Linked DNA regions of Homo sapiens: regions 1, 2 and 4 are each linked to region 3. A link is a contact called in ENCODE Hi-C or POLR2A ChIA-PET data. All regions are on one chromosome and are shown on one strand. Each heading gives the region's core, a stretch centred on a gene start or an enhancer-like site at or near the end of the contact. The rest is flanking DNA. Distances are from core to core; before and after follow the strand shown. Region 1 holds the start of CEP192 (centrosomal protein 192). Region 2 holds the start of PTPRM (protein tyrosine phosphatase receptor type M). Region 3 holds the start of NAPG (NSF attachment protein gamma). Region 4 holds the start of PTPN2 (protein tyrosine phosphatase non-receptor type 2).

Region 1 (3,652 bases), core at 765-3,264, 2.5 Mb before region 3:
ACCAATCCCATGGATAACCTGAGGGAACGACCATACTTCCAAATGGCTCTCTGACATCTACCTTACCCCCGAATGCAATACAAAATACAAAACCAAACTTGTTACCTTTCCTCCATTCATTCCCGCCGTTATCTTTAGTCTTCACCCAAATCCATCCCTATTAACTGGCAATACAAGCCTGACACCTAGGACCATCCTGATCCCTCCTGCTCTCTCACCAAATTCTAATGCTTCTAACGTCAAATACACTTCTGGAGCTGAGACCCACTTCTATATTCCTAATGCCCGTTGCCCATCACTTTTTATTCTGAACTATCACACGAGTCTCCCAACTAGCCTCCCCAAGTCTAGCCTTGTAATTACTAAGTTATTCATTCATATACAGACATGTAAACTATTAAAATTTATAGAAAACTCTTCAACAGTTGTCCCTATTTAGAAGGGCCTAATCCAAAGAAAACTCAGAAATTATGCAAAGGTCATTCATGCAACATTCATTATCAAACACAAACCATGAAGAACCCTCTACTTGGCACCAAGAATGCAAAGATAAATAAGGCAGCTCCCCTCAGGGAGCTGACAATCCCTGTCAACTACGATAGTGTTAAGTGCTTCAACAGAGCTTTGCTAAGGGTGCAAAGGTAACAAAACCCACGGGAAGATTCCTCAAGATGTAACCTAATACCTAGTCTCTTCTCCAGAAAAGATTACACTTGTAAACCATTCATGGACATAACACATTCCTAAAGGAAATTTCCTTTAATTTCTCACATTATTGCATTACCCACCCCTCCTCCATCATCTCAAGTGAAGACAATATTTTTCTTCTATCCTATTTGAACTGAGTGGCTATATTTGCAATTTCTCTTGCTATTTCCTTAAAGTAGTGACCTCAAATTTCACATCTGGACTCACTAATTACATTCCTAGGTACATAAAAGATTACTGACTATAGTCATTAATCGTAGGTCTATGTATACAATTAAACACATTTAAAAGCACACGCCGTGGAACCCAAAGCCGAGTCAAACTTCCCCAAAACTCATCATTTACTCTTGGCACTTTAAGATATACTTTAAAACTAGGTAGGCATTTGGTATATTATTGTTCAAGGCTTGCCGTTTTTGCCTAGAAAACTGAAATTTGGAGAAAAAGTTGATTTTGGAGCAGTAAAAACGCCAGTCGAATGACCTCAAAATAGTAAGAGCAAATGGAAATATGGTCATATAAACAGCTGTTCTCCAAACGACTGACTTGAAGAGGTCCTCATGTTTTACTAAACAAACTCTGAAAGTAACAGCAAAGTAAAAGTAGAGTGTATTAACATTCGTCTCATTTCACGTTCTGTTGATAATGAAATCATAGGCAAGGAATGTAGGTAAACTATTAGGAATAAATGAACGCAACCTAGCAGAAACCAAATCAAGTGAGTAAACGGAAGACAAGGGCATTAAGTTAAGTTAACAAGGTTACTTCCTGGGTCAGAATTTTAAACAAAAAGGAGGAACAGAACCGCCCATCACAGGGCACATAAAGGAAACATCACCGGTCACTTCACAAGCACACTGCAAGAAACTCCAGAGGGTAGCACGGAGAGGGCCTGTCCCTCAAGAGGTGGAAGTCCCCAGACAAGAGGGGAGGAAAGAAGGACGTGATCCCCTAACAGTCTGTCTCATCACGCCCGGCCAAAGCCCGATGACACAGAGGCGTGCAATTAATCCCAACCAGGCGGAGCTCAGCTCAGAGGCTGCGCCAGGCGCAGAGGCGCGGGAAGCGCGGCAGTCCCCTTGCTCGCGCCCTGAGGCCGCCCCACAGCCTGCGCCCCCACCCGGCCCAACCGTCACTGTCCCGTCGGTCCGGCAGCCGAAACGTAGGCCAAAGGTGCATGCGTCTGCCTCCCGCCTAGGCGCAGGCCGAGGCACCAGCGTCCCCCCTCACCGAGCCCGCGTCCCCGACTTCGGAGGGCAGTGTGCAGCGGGAAAGTCCACGGACTGAAGAGGTGTCCCAGGGCACTGCAAGTGCGCGTGCGCGTGGCCCCCGCACCGGCTGGAGCCCGGAACGGCCGTACCGCGCCCGCCTCTGGTTTACGTCTGTTCGCGGCACCAGGCAAGGGGAGGAGACTGAGCTGGCTTTTGATTGGACAGCGGGAAGACATGGGGCGGGAAGAAGCCCGGTGATTGGTGGGGACAGCGCGTTCCTGGATTTGAAGCGAGGAAGCCGCGCGCCCTGCGAGTCCGGAGGAGGAAATGGAGCTCTGCGCTGCGTGGGACCCGGGGGACGGCTCCCGTTGGCGCCGCCTTCAAGGTCTTGGCGAATTTGAAAATAATGCTTACTTTATTCAGTTTGGGTCTCCAGGGCACCGCCAGTCACTCTATGCGCAAAGAAGTATCCCCCGCCAACAAATCCCCCCCGATAGGTTTCGTCCTTCCGTGGGCAGATGCAGACCTTTCCTGTTGGTAGGCGCTGAAAGGCGTCAGGTTTCACCTTCAATCAGCTAATTCCTCGGGATCCAAGTTTCATGACATTTCGCCACATCTAGTCGCCTCTTTGTGACAGAGTAGGCTTTGTCTCGATTGCTTCCTACTTTTCTCCATCCTTCTTAGGCCACAAAACCCATCACCGCCATCTGCTCGGCACAGGCCCTTAACTACTTCACTGAGACCATGCCTTTCACTCAAAATGTATCTCAGTCTTTTTCAGTAAGGTCCCTTATCTCAAAATTTATTCCATATAGTCACAGAGGGAAAAGAGTCCCTCTTTTCCAAAGCTAACTCCTTAACTTCGTTCAAGTTACTGAAAGATGTCCGGCGCACCTTGGAGGAAAGAAGAGGGAAAACGCAAAGTTTAGAAGTCCCTAGACCTGAGGTTACTTGGTGGGGAAAGACGTCTGTTTACTTGACCACTTTCTACCTCCTGCAAACATGGCTCACCTGTCATTCTTGGATATCCTCTCCACTGGTTTCCTTCTCTCTGCCTACAAAAATGCAGCACCTCTCTACCCAAACACACACACCACACACCCATACACCACACACACCACTCACACCACAAACCACACACACCCACATATGCACCACACACACGTGTGTGACACGTATACACACATCCATACACAACACACACCCACATACACATCACCCACACACCACACACACCCTCCACACACAAACACCACTCAAACCACACACCCACACACACCCCTTCCTTGATTCTGTTTCATCACCTAATGACCATTCTTGTTTCCTTCCCTTAATGGTCTCCACTTTTTTTTCCATAGAGGAAGCCAGGCTTCCACTTTTTACACCTTATTTTGACGCATTTCATGGTGTCTAGCTGGGTCCTTAAAACTTTATCAGGAATAGACTCCTAATTGTCAAACTCAGTGATATCTCCACAGTTCGACACCTCTTCTTGGAACCCTGCAGCCTTGGTATTTGCAAAGAGTAATTACCTTTATTCTACCTTTGTCCACACTCAGTGAGCAAAGATAAATGCAGAAAATCTCAAGATTTTCTGAATCCCAAAAAAGTAAGCCAAATGCTCAGCCCTAGAGCTGACCTCTCTTAACCTCTTTTTCTACAAAGCGGTCACACATTGGAGGTGAACTGCTTAAATGTGTCTACAGGTTCCGGACTGTCACTCACACCAGATC
Region 2 (3,497 bases), core at 617-3,116, 3.0 Mb after region 3:
AAAAAGGTTTCCACGCACCGGAGGACCAAAGGTTTTTACTGCTTAAAATATGCTCTTTACTGTTTATGAAAGTCCTCTTCATTAAATTCTTAAAAAGCCCAACTTACTCATTCAACTCACTTGTTCCCAAACGCAGAGACCTATTTTGCAAAAACCAAGTTTAAGACCAAAGAGCAGGCTTTTTTATTAAAGAAAAAGAAAGCCCACCGCCCCCACTGCATGTGGACCTTAATGAAACTAATCTAATAAACACTAGAAAGAAGGTGTGCAAATGGGCCAGCATTTGCCGTCTATCCACCTGTGTCACCCAGGTAATAAAGGTCATCCTGGTTGTAAACCCCTGTGACAGCGTGCCGGGTTCGCCCCCACGCCGGACCCCCGACTCCGATCCACAGATCCTCTCCGTGAGGGGTTCCTCTGGGCTTAGAACGCCCCCGCGCGCGCGTGCAGGCACACACGCGCACACACTCACACGCTTGCTCGCACACCGCCAGTGCCTCTCCTTCCCACCTGGGACCCCCGGGCAGCCGGGCTGGATGAACAAGTTGCAGCTGGCCGCGGCGCTCCGCTAGGGGGACGAGGGTGGGGAGGGGGAGCCCAGCGGGGCGCAGGGCCGTGGCCAGGGCCTGGGGACCTGCCCGCTTCCCTCCGCGGCCGCCAAGCCCTACCGCTGGGACCGGCGAGGAACTCCCCCCAGCCTCTCCGCAGACGCTGCACGACCGCGGGGACCTCCCGGGGTCGCCAGCCGCGCCGGGCAGGGGGCGACAGGGAGGGCAGGGCACCGGGAGATCGCCGCCGCCGGAGCGGCCGCCAGTTCCCGGCGATCGCTGCGGGCGCAGCCGAACACCAGCGGCCTGGGCCCGGCCGCTGCTCGGGGTCGGCGGGGACCGCGCAGCGCCTACGCCAGGCGGCCCGGCGGCTGCAACTGGGAACTTCAAGCAAAGTTTTCTGCTGTTCCTTTTGCAGCCGGCCAGGGACTCAAGAGTGCAAGCCGCCCAACCTTGAGCACTAGCCCAGGCCGCGGAAGGACGGCGGCCGAGCTGGCAGTCCCGGCTGGGGAGCTCGCCCTCGGGGTCCGTCCGCTCCGCCCGCCCGAGGACTGGGTGCCTGCCAGCCCCACGGCCCCTCGCCCAGCGCCCGGCTCACAGGCAGAAGCGGTGTCCGGCCCGCCGCGCCCCCCGCCCGGCCCCGACGCCAGCCTTAGGGCTCTACCACCAGGGAGCTGTCGGCGTCCCGGGCGTCCCGCGCCGGCCCGCGCGCCTCGGGGGCGGCAGAGGCGGTCCCGCTTACCTGAGAACGTCTCGCCCGCCGCAGTTAGCAAAAGTCCGGCCAAAGTCGCCAGGCAAGTCCCAAGTCCCCTCATGGTGCTGAGTGCGGGCCGGGCCGCTCCCCGGCGGCGGTGGGTGGGCGCGCGAGGGCGGAGGGGGCCGGGAGCTTTGGTTCCGAGGCAGCGAGGAGAGACGGGTAAACAGCAGAGCGCTAAGCCAAGCCCCCAAAGTGCCAACAGTTGCAGAAGTCCGAACTCCAGCGGCTCCAGGGGCGCGGGCACAGGGTCCTGGGTCCTCCTCCCCTGTCCCTGGCCCCACTCGGCGTCTGGCGCCGCTGGCAGAGGGAGCGGAGGGCGAGCCCGCGGAGCCAAAATCTTCCCTCGGTTCCGGTTGCTGAGCTCGCCGCCTCTCCCCTTCCCCTGCCCGGGACCCGGGACCCGAGCTGCCGGCCGTGGCCGTGGCGGTGGCCGTGGCCGTGGCCGCGCGCGTTCCGCCCGCCGCCTCTCCACAGGCAGCCCCAAGCCCAGCCCCGGGCGGCGGCGCGCCGATGACCGAGCCCGCGCCGGCTGCGCGCGGGGCTCTTGCTCCCCGACTGACTGGCGGTGCCCCGCAGGCCGGCTGAAGGGAGCGCTCACGTCACGGCCGCCCGGCGCCGCCGCGGCCCGCTAGAGGGCGTGAGCGCCCGTGCCCCGCCGGCCCGCGCCCGAGCGCCTCCGGGAGCTCGGCTGGGGGCGGCCCCGCGGCCACAGCCACTACCGCCGCCGAAGCGGGCGTCAGCCGCGCGGGGAGGAGCGGCCACCGGGCTCCCCCCGCCCACCTCCTCGCCCCGGCCGCGTCTTCTATTTTGGTAGCTGGCTCTGGGGAGGGTGACTGTGGAAGAGGCTGCGCCGCCGCCAGAAGTTTGTCCCGGGTCACGAGCCGCGAGTAGTTTGTGAGCGCGGCCGGGCGGGACCAGCGGCCTGCGACCCCGCGGGCGCGGCCAGGCGGCTTCGAGCCTGGCGCCGGACGGCGATGTCACCGCACAGGGCCAGCTGCACCCGGAGTCGCCGGGCCTGCGCTGCTCGGCGGCTGCGGGAAAAGCGAGCCAGGAGATCGCTGAGGCTCCGGAGGGCTGCGAGCTTCTCTACGCCGCGGGCGGAGCGAAGTTGGCGGGCGCCGGGAGATGGCGCGGGAGCCGGGAGCGCCGAGCCCCGCGATCGCCAGCCCGCTCCCGGCCGGGCCCGCCGGGTACACGCCGCTGGCCCCGAGCACTGGCGCCCGGGAAGCAGGGCGCGCTTCTGCTGTTCTGCGTCCTCATCATGCCTCGGTGTCCCGTGTGGGCCCGAAGCGAGCCGCAGGCAGTACACGGAAGGCGGTGGTCACACCAAAACCAGGGTTTGGACATAACCCGTGGTTTCTGTATCTGGTGCAAAGTGCTGAGAAACAGGGGAGAAAGAGAAGTGGGGGGTGAATCAAGTAATGTCTTGAAATATTTTAGTTTTACGATTTTGGGTCTGAGTGAATTAAAAAAACCTTACAATGCTTCAGCAAAAAATAATTTTTTTATTTTAATTGTAAATTTTTTTGTAAGTGATCCTTCTATCTTCCAGGGAATAAGCACATTGAGCCAGCACCAACCAGACAGCTGTAAGCTCCTGGCCTAGCTAACTGAACGCAATAGAAGGCTTGGGAAGAGGTTAAATTAGGAACCAAAGTAACTGAGTGACAGGGTTCTAGCAATGATTCTGGCTAGAAGGCAAACCGGTGATACAGAGGCACCCAGGAGCTCTCCTGCACTTTTTCCGCAAGAGGGGTCCTCTGCTTAGTGCTCACTGCTTTCTAGTGCTTATAAACACGTAAAAAAATAAATGGATTCCACACTCATCTTGACCCTGTTCTCCACTGTACACCAGAACCAAGAAAGATACAGCTGTCATCCTCCCAAGGCAAATTTGGGGACTAGAAGACTTGCCTTTAGTGTGGCAACCAACACTCCTCTTACTTCAGGAAGTCCACTTACTAGATACTTACCAGACCTGCTCTTTAGAAGTCTCTATATTAATCATTTGCTTGTTAATATGAGCTTACATTGTCCTGCCACTTCTCCCAACTATGTGCTTATGGAACCTTATCTTTAATTGTGAAATGAACATTGAAATCTCAGAAAGGAAGCAATGTCTTCAAGATCAGCAAGTGAGGATGGTCAAATCTGCAACCTGGGCTTTCCATTTTGATGTACTTGTGTTCTAT
Region 3 (3,624 bases), core at 375-2,874:
TTTTTCAAGCTCTGCTCACAAATCATCTCCTCCTCAAATTTTCTCAGGCAGAATAAACTTCTCCCTCTGGGTTACCTATGCACAGTTAATACAGCTTTTTTGTGGTCCCTATTCCACACACTATTCTTATTACAAATTTTGCGTTTGCTCCCACTAGAAAGCAGAATGTTGTGGGAACCTCCTGCACCAGGAGAGCCCCAGCACCTTACACGCTGACTGCCTCGAGTCATGTGATAGAGCTTGAGTTTTTCCACTGTTTGAAAACTGGCTCTGCGATCTTTCACCTGTGCAGTTGGGGGCAAGTCGTTATGAGGCTTCCCTGAGTCTCATTTCCTCTTACGAAAAATTAGAATCTCTATTTGGAAAGTTATTGTGAAGATCTCAGCTTATGAAATTATGTATGTGAAGCACCCACCACAGAGCACAATGCTGACTTTTTCTTTTCTTTTTTTTTTTTTTTTTTGAGACGGAGTCTCGCTCTGTGGCCCAGGCTGGAGTGCAGTGGCGCGATCTCGGCTCACTGCAAGCTCTGCCTTCCGGGTTCAGGCCATTCTCCTGCCTCAGGCTCCCGAGTAGCTGGGACTACAGGCGCCCGCCACCACGCCCGGCTAATTTTTTGTATTTTTAGTAGAGACGGTTTTCACCGTGTTAGCCAGGATGGTCTGGATCTTCTGACCTTGTGATCCGCCCGCCTCGGCCTCCCAAAGTGCTGGGATTGCAGACGTGAGCCACCGCGCCCGGCCCACAATGCTGACTTTCTATTAACTGTAACTGCCAGATAAAAATGCACTGGAGTAATGAAACGGGGGGAAGAGGCTGCCAAAAGGATGAATTAAGGATTATCAGTTCAGTCCCACAAACATTTGCAGGGTGCCTACTACGTACTGTACCAGAGGTGGCAGGACATACACATCAAAGGACGAACGAAGCACAGTCCCTGCCCACAGGGACAGTAAAATGCCAGATGACAAAGGTTCACCGAGGAGTTTTTGGGGTAAACCTATGGTCCCCTCCACACAGGGGGCTCTTCTAGGGCGGTGGTTCTCAACAGAGCGATGTTGTTCCCCAGATGACATTTTGGGTTGCCACAAATGGGGAAGAGATGCGACCGGCACCCAGCAGGTAGAGGCCAAGGATGCTGCTAACGAGCCTCCGATGCACAGACAGCCCCCACCACAATCTTCAGGAGCAGAGCGCCCAAGTAGAGAAGCCCTCGCCCCGCAGCACTGCGCCGAGTCCCCGCCCACACCGGCTCTGGGGAGCGGACTTCCGGCGGGGTGGACCCACGGCGCTTCCCGAGGCGCCGCAGAGCTGACCCCGACCCCGGGAGTGTGACCCAGAGGACACCGAGCCCCGGCAGCCCTGCGGGCACCAGCGCGCCGAGGCCCCTCAGCCCTGAGCCCTCCCTCCCGCCCCCCCCGGGTGCTAAGGCCGCGCCAGTGAGAGACGGACCCGGCGTCTACACACAGGCCCCCGGAAGGTTCTCACTCACTATTTCTCTGCTTTGGCGAGGTGTTCCAGCCCCTCGTTTATCTTCTGAGCCGCCATCTCCACAGTCAGGTCTCTGACGTGGAGAGAGGGTGACCCTGCCTCTTCCTCCGGCGCCAAGAATCCGCCCAAATAGGCGTGGGAACGCCGAGGAGGAAGCTGGTGCAGCGCGACAGTCGAGCGGCTACGGAGGGCCGGAGGGCCCAAGCCGCTGCGACGAAGCGGGGCTGGGAGCCTGCCGGTGCGCCCCGCAAAGAGACATTGCGCAGGCGCAGCGCGTCAAGGCTGGCCCCACCTAGGGCATCTAGCGCAGGCGCGGTGAGATACTGATGGGGCGTATTCTTTCATTCAATATTTGCAAAGCACCTAATATGTGTCAGGCACTATTTTAGATGCGGGAAGATCAGCAGACAAAAACTCCCGCCCTCTTGAAGTCTTGCTTTTTCATTAATGTGAAACTGCTGTGGATCCTGTTTGTAGGGTTAATTGGCTTTATAATTTATTACATCTGAAGTTTCTCTGTATGACAGATAGAATAGTATTCTTCTATCCATTCTGCCTTTTGGGTATTAATTGTATGTCAGTCAAGAAACGAAACAGACTTGTAAACCCTGATTACTGTCAAATAATCCGCGCCCAACCCAAATAATCGCTCTAATATTTCAAGCCGTGATAAGTGCTCTAAATGGGAAGTTGAGGGATCTAAAGTCGCGTACAGTGGTCTGGTAAAAATAGTAACCAGTAATACAGTTGGCTTCATTCATAATTCATGGTGATTTCAATATCCACATGGATGATTCCTGCAATGACTATACAGCCTCTCAGCTTCCAACCTCCTGTGATCTTTCCCACACTAGCGCAGCCACACATTCCTGGGATCACACCCTTGACCTTACTCATAACTGTGTACCCTCCGTAGTGTCAGTTTCAAACAGCTCACTTTACTTCCCCTTTCCATTCCAGCTCATACCTCCTAGTGCTAGTAATTACTTAACCTTCACCAGATTCCTCACCTTTCCCTATCCCTCTGCTCTTACACGTCCTTCTTTTCCCAGCATAAATTCATGTCCCATCATTTTAGTGCGTATACTCTCAACGGCCTTGGCTCCCTCTCCCTCCTTTCTCCAAGCCAGGAAAAACCCCAGCTCTCCACCTACTCTGGAACTGCTCTTGAGCAAGTGAATTTGACTGGAAAAAAACAAACGAGGATGCTAACATTACTCATTTTAATGATCATAAACATTAAGCCGACCTTTGGTGCTGCTGAGCAACTCTCCTATGTTTCCATGGTCAAATCACTCACCCACTCACTTGGAGGGCTGTTCACACCTTCCTTCTCAAAACTCCTACACAATCTCTGCTTGCCTGCCAACTCTCACTTATTGTTGAATATGAAATAACTATTCGAAGAGTTCTTCCCTTTGGCCTCACCACACAATCGATCGATCTTCCTGCATCTATTTGCCAATCAATATTTTGCATTTTTTCTAGTGCCAACAGGTGAACTGGCCTTGGATTTTTTTCTCTATCCTCACTTTCTTATTTAGTACCCACACACAAGACCCCTCTTCATTTGGTTGTCTAGCCTGGGCTTCCTTTATAGGAAGGCAGCAGAATTTCAAGAGAGTGAAAGTGGAAACTTCAGGCTTCGTAAGGCCTGGACTCCCACTGCACATTACTTCTGCCACATTTTATTGATGAAAACATGTCATAAGGCAAGTTCAGATTCAAGAGGTAGGAAAATAGAGGAGTGTAAAATACTTTGGCCATGACTTCCAATTCACCACAACTCTGGGATGACTGATTAAATATAAAAGGACTGTTACCAGTGGAAAGCCTTATGTTTTCAAGTGAGTTTAGATTTATTAACCACCCAATACCATCACCCTCTAAAACCATTGAAAGTGCCCAGAAAGTTTTCTAAGCCTATAACCTCCTCCACATTCTCCCTTATTTATTCATTCATTATTGAATTATTGTTTACTGAATGCCCACTCTGCACAAGACATTAAGCCTACACACCTAGGACCCAATTGTTGAGCAAGAGATATAATGCCTGCCCTCATTGCATTCATGATCTATGAGAGGATACAATATTTAACTTAATTTTACTTTGGCATCAACAAAGAAAGAATG
Region 4 (3,621 bases), core at 296-2,795, 2.4 Mb before region 3:
GGCCCCAACACCAGAGATTCTGATTCAGTAGTTTGGGGTGAGGCCTTCAAATTTGCATTTCAAAGAAGCTCACACTGGATGCAAATGATGCTGGTGTGAGAACCACTGTTCTAGATTCTTCGCTGCACTCAGCAAACTAAGATAGGCAAATACAGCTCCCGGAACCAGAGAGGCTGACAAATGAATTCCAAAGAGATGCTGAATACTTGGCGATAAGAACTGCTGCTTTGAGATAAAGATGCTCCTCCTTTGTAGAACACAGTATTTTTTGGTTGGAAAGCAATCTGATGAGCAGACTAATGCGAACATTCACAGGATATTCTGGGAGATACCATGCCTTTAATCAAAATAATCAGATTCAATGACAGAATTTCAGAACCAAGGACCATTAGACATTGTGGGGTCTTTCGGGGGAAGCTTTCCTGTATCTCTAAATCATACTATGTAAGTAGAAAGCTTGCTGACTGCTTTTTTGTTAATACGATTTCTTCTAGCTTCCGTAGCCAACTTTTTTTTTTTTTTTTCTGGCTAGGGTTTTCATTATTTTATGTGATTAAGGACACTTTTCTGCCCCAAGTATTGTAATCCTCTCGGCCGGCTCTGTCCAAAAGAACTGTCTTCGATGATAGAAACGTTCTACATATGTACTTTGCCACATAGCAGCCACTAGCCATACATGGTTATGGCACACCTGAAATGTGGCTGGTGCCACTGAGGAATTAAGTTAATATTTAAAATTTAAATCCCAATACTGGACAGCACGGCTAAACCTTTCCTAACCCTTCACGTTTCTTATGAAGATTATATAGCAGGATATTACAAGCACTAAAAAAGAACTATCTTAAATCTGAAGCAAGATGATTTCCCTAACTAGTACGTTTGTTTGGTAAAAGAGGACGTGCTATTTTTTACAGTTAAATCTAATTCGTAAGTTGTAGAACGTTTTCTTAACAAGGTATCCCTCTCCCAAATTCCGGGAGAGGCTGGCTGCCTTTCCTTTTGCTCCAGCGGTTTATTTGGCATAAAATCTGCAGGCTTACAGGAGCTGACACCAGGGCAGAAAAGAATGAGGAATTTGTTTCCAAGTTGGTCACAGGCCGCTAATCTGACCTAGATGATGTTTAAAATAATATTCAAATACAGCACTTTAAAAAACTATGAAGGCTGAGAAGAAAACGAGAAATGGGAAGCAAGAAGGAAGGCGGAGCGTGCCGGCGACTTCTCAGGGGACTTCCTCAGGGAGTCCCATTCCAGTAACCCCGCGCTACCCACGGACCACCGCCTCTCTCTTGTCGGAAGACGCAAGCCCAAGGGGCGGCTCACCTCGTGCCGCGCGCAGGGACCACGGCCGCCGGGTGGTCCCCTGGCCCCGCCCCCTCCCACCTGGGCACCCCGAGCCCCGCCCCCCGAGCGCCCCGCCCCGCCCCGCCGCCGACTTCGCGCCGCGCTCGGGCGCCGAGTCTGCGCGCTGACGTCCGACGCTCCAGGTACTTTCCCCACGGCCGACAGGGCTTGGCGTGGGGGCGGGGCGCGGCGCGCAGCGCGCATGCGCCGCAGCGCCAGCGCTCTCCCCGGATCGTGCGGGGCCTGAGCCTCTCCGCCGGCGCAGGCTCTGCTCGCGCCAGCTCGCTCCCGCAGCCATGCCCACCACCATCGAGCGGGAGTTCGAAGAGTTGGATACTCAGCGTCGCTGGCAGCCGCTGTACTTGGTGAGTCGCGGACCCACGCGGCAGTCGCCGACCTCCTCCGAGACCCGGACTCGTGCCCTGTCCGCAGGGTCCCTCCCGCCTCCCCCGCCTCTCGCCTCTAGCCTCTCGCTCGGGGCGGAAGTGGCGGCGCGGTCCGCGTCAGGGGCGCGCCTGCGCTGACCGCTCTCTTGCTCCTTTTGGTTTAAAAAAAAAAAAAAAAAAAGCATACTTGAGCTGAGCAGCTCATGGTTAGCGCAAGCGCAGTTAGTTCTGGAGGGCGGTGCCACAGCGGCTTCTTGGGGAGCGCGTGGATGCGCCACCAGCGTTGCGCGGCCCGGGTCTGGGGGTCCTTGGGAAAGCCGTGGGGGCGCTCGGGCGCGCGCCCCCGGGCCGCAGCTTCGCCGTAGCTCCCACGCCGCTGTGCTTGGTTCTTGCTCGCGGACAGCTCTTTCTCTGGCCGGGTGTTTTGTGGCCGGGTGGGCAGCTGGCGTCCCCGGGAGCGGTGAGGGCGGGGGCGGGCGAGCCGGGCCGCGGCGTCCGGGTCCAGCTGGCGCCCGCGCAGGACCTGTGGGAGCAGGCCGCTCTGGGCGCCGGGCCGGCCGCCGCAGCCCTCTGCGAGGCGAAGCTCGCTCTCCTGGCGGAGCCGCGGTGGTTGGGGGTGGCTCGTGGCCTCTGGCGAGGGCAGCGCTCTCGGGACCCTCCGTCTTCATTTTCCCCCGTGGCCCAGCAGCGCCCAGCGTGGGTTCGGCCCCCATAGAACCTTCCCGGAACGAAAGAGGCTTTGCTTGTGTTCGTCCAGTGATAGCGTGTCATTCTCTTTATAGTTTTCCTTACTGAGGTATACTTTCCCTACAGTGAAACGCAGCTTTCATGTGTGCTCCCAGACGGGTGTCACAAATGAATCCCCTCTTGCAAGCCCCCTCAAATCAAAATAGCCTTTCCTTGCCCTGAGAAAGTGCCCTCATCCCCTCCCCGGGGGCACGGTGTTCCGATGCCTATCGCCCTAATCGTGCCTGTTCAGCTCACATAGATGCAATATGTAGTATAAACACCTGTGATTCGCTTTTTTTATGTCAACTAGACTACCTTTTAATTCAAACAAAACTTTATCTCTTTTAAAATGATGTAACTGCTTTCCCCTTCGTTTAATCCTTGTCGTATTATTCCCAAGATTGAATTTGGTGACGGTTAAGTTAATGCTGCTTCTGATGTTTGGTTCTCTCTGTGTAAAGTAAAAGACGGGCTTTCCTGTAAATGGATGATCCTGGGTTTTTCCCCTTTCCATTTAATTAGATGGCAGTGAAAAATGTGTTCAGAAAGTAACGTTTTCTTCTTGAACACATTAGTGGGAAGTATAAATATTCTGATTCCCATGATACAGAGTATGTTAGAATAGGGATCTAAGTTTTAAAGAATGCTGGTAAGGACTCTTCCAATTATAGACAATCTGAAACGCAAATTCTGGTAGGAATCTTCATGTGAGAGAGCCTGCCAGCTGCATCTTCTCCAGTTACATTTGTTTTAGCAGAGGCTGCTGTCTCTCTAAGGGATAGGTTATATATCGAAATAGATTTGAAAAGAGAAAAGTGAATATAACTTAATTCAGCTTAACATTTTGGTTTAAGAAATTTAATTTTCTTTGGTATCATTAATATCCTTGAAAATTCAATGAGAATTGTGATTCCTCTTTCCAGAAAAATGAACTTAACTCGCATCCACTGGAGATTTCACATGCATTTTCAAAAAGATAAGGAAATCCTTCTATAGATTCTTACCGAGGAATCCTGTAGTTTCCTTGGTTGGTCAATGCTCATATTATTTTTTCCTAGTTGAAAACAAGACCATTAGTTTGGTCAGTAGAAACCATGGCATGCACACTGGTGTTACAGTAAAAGTAGGTCACAAACCAAGAAAGTTAGTAATGGAAAGCAAG

What was found. Hi-C counts contacts between places; a loop is a spot of excess contacts on that map. ChIA-PET counts read pairs that join two places held with the same protein, here RNA polymerase II (POLR2A). Pooled maps may share reads with other maps.
Region 1: a loop to region 3 is called in a map of CD8-positive, alpha-beta T cell, with 30 times the contacts of the local background. The contact joins the promoter of CEP192 here to the promoter of NAPG in region 3. A Hi-C loop is called at or near these places in 2 of 168 maps with a recorded cell type or tissue (CD8-positive, alpha-beta T cell and naive thymus-derived CD4-positive, alpha-beta T cell) and 8 of 50 pooled maps.
Region 2: a loop to region 3 is called in a map of ascending aorta, with 16 times the contacts of the local background. The contact joins the promoter of PTPRM here to the promoter of NAPG in region 3. A Hi-C loop is called at or near these places in 1 of 168 maps with a recorded cell type or tissue (ascending aorta) and 4 of 50 pooled maps. POLR2A ChIA-PET finds 5 or more read pairs at or near these places in 1 of 52 experiments (WTC11).
Region 4: a pooled map shows a loop between it and region 3 (15-fold over the local background). The contact joins the promoter of PTPN2 here to the promoter of NAPG in region 3. A Hi-C loop is called at or near these places in 1 of 37 single-sample maps with no recorded cell type and 6 of 50 pooled maps. POLR2A ChIA-PET finds 5 or more read pairs at or near these places in 1 of 52 experiments (endothelial cell of umbilical vein).

What each region holds. Positions count from the first base shown.
Region 1 is chr18:12,989,724-12,993,375 of GRCh38, reverse strand. It overlaps CEP192 (centrosomal protein 192), which reads right to left and starts at 2,014. Exons shown (of 45, transcript NM_032142.4): 1 at 1,939-2,014. RefSeq lists a silencer at 1,753-1,832 and enhancers at 2,313-2,692, 3,083-3,652.
Region 2 is chr18:7,565,685-7,569,181 of GRCh38, reverse strand. PTPRM (protein tyrosine phosphatase receptor type M) reads right to left here and starts at 1,866. Exons shown (of 33, transcript NM_001105244.2): 1 at 1,291-1,866. The coding sequence starts at 1,363. RefSeq lists a silencer at 1,816-2,185.
Region 3 is chr18:10,524,027-10,527,650 of GRCh38, reverse strand. NAPG (NSF attachment protein gamma) reads right to left here and starts at 1,624. Exons shown (of 12, transcript NM_003826.3): 1 at 1,493-1,624. The coding sequence starts at 1,548. RefSeq lists a silencer at 1,232-1,481.
Region 4 is chr18:12,882,161-12,885,781 of GRCh38, reverse strand. PTPN2 (protein tyrosine phosphatase non-receptor type 2) reads left to right here and starts at 1,545. Exons shown (of 9, transcript NM_002828.4): 1 at 1,545-1,709. The coding sequence starts at 1,641. RefSeq lists silencers at 1,333-1,622, 2,003-2,342.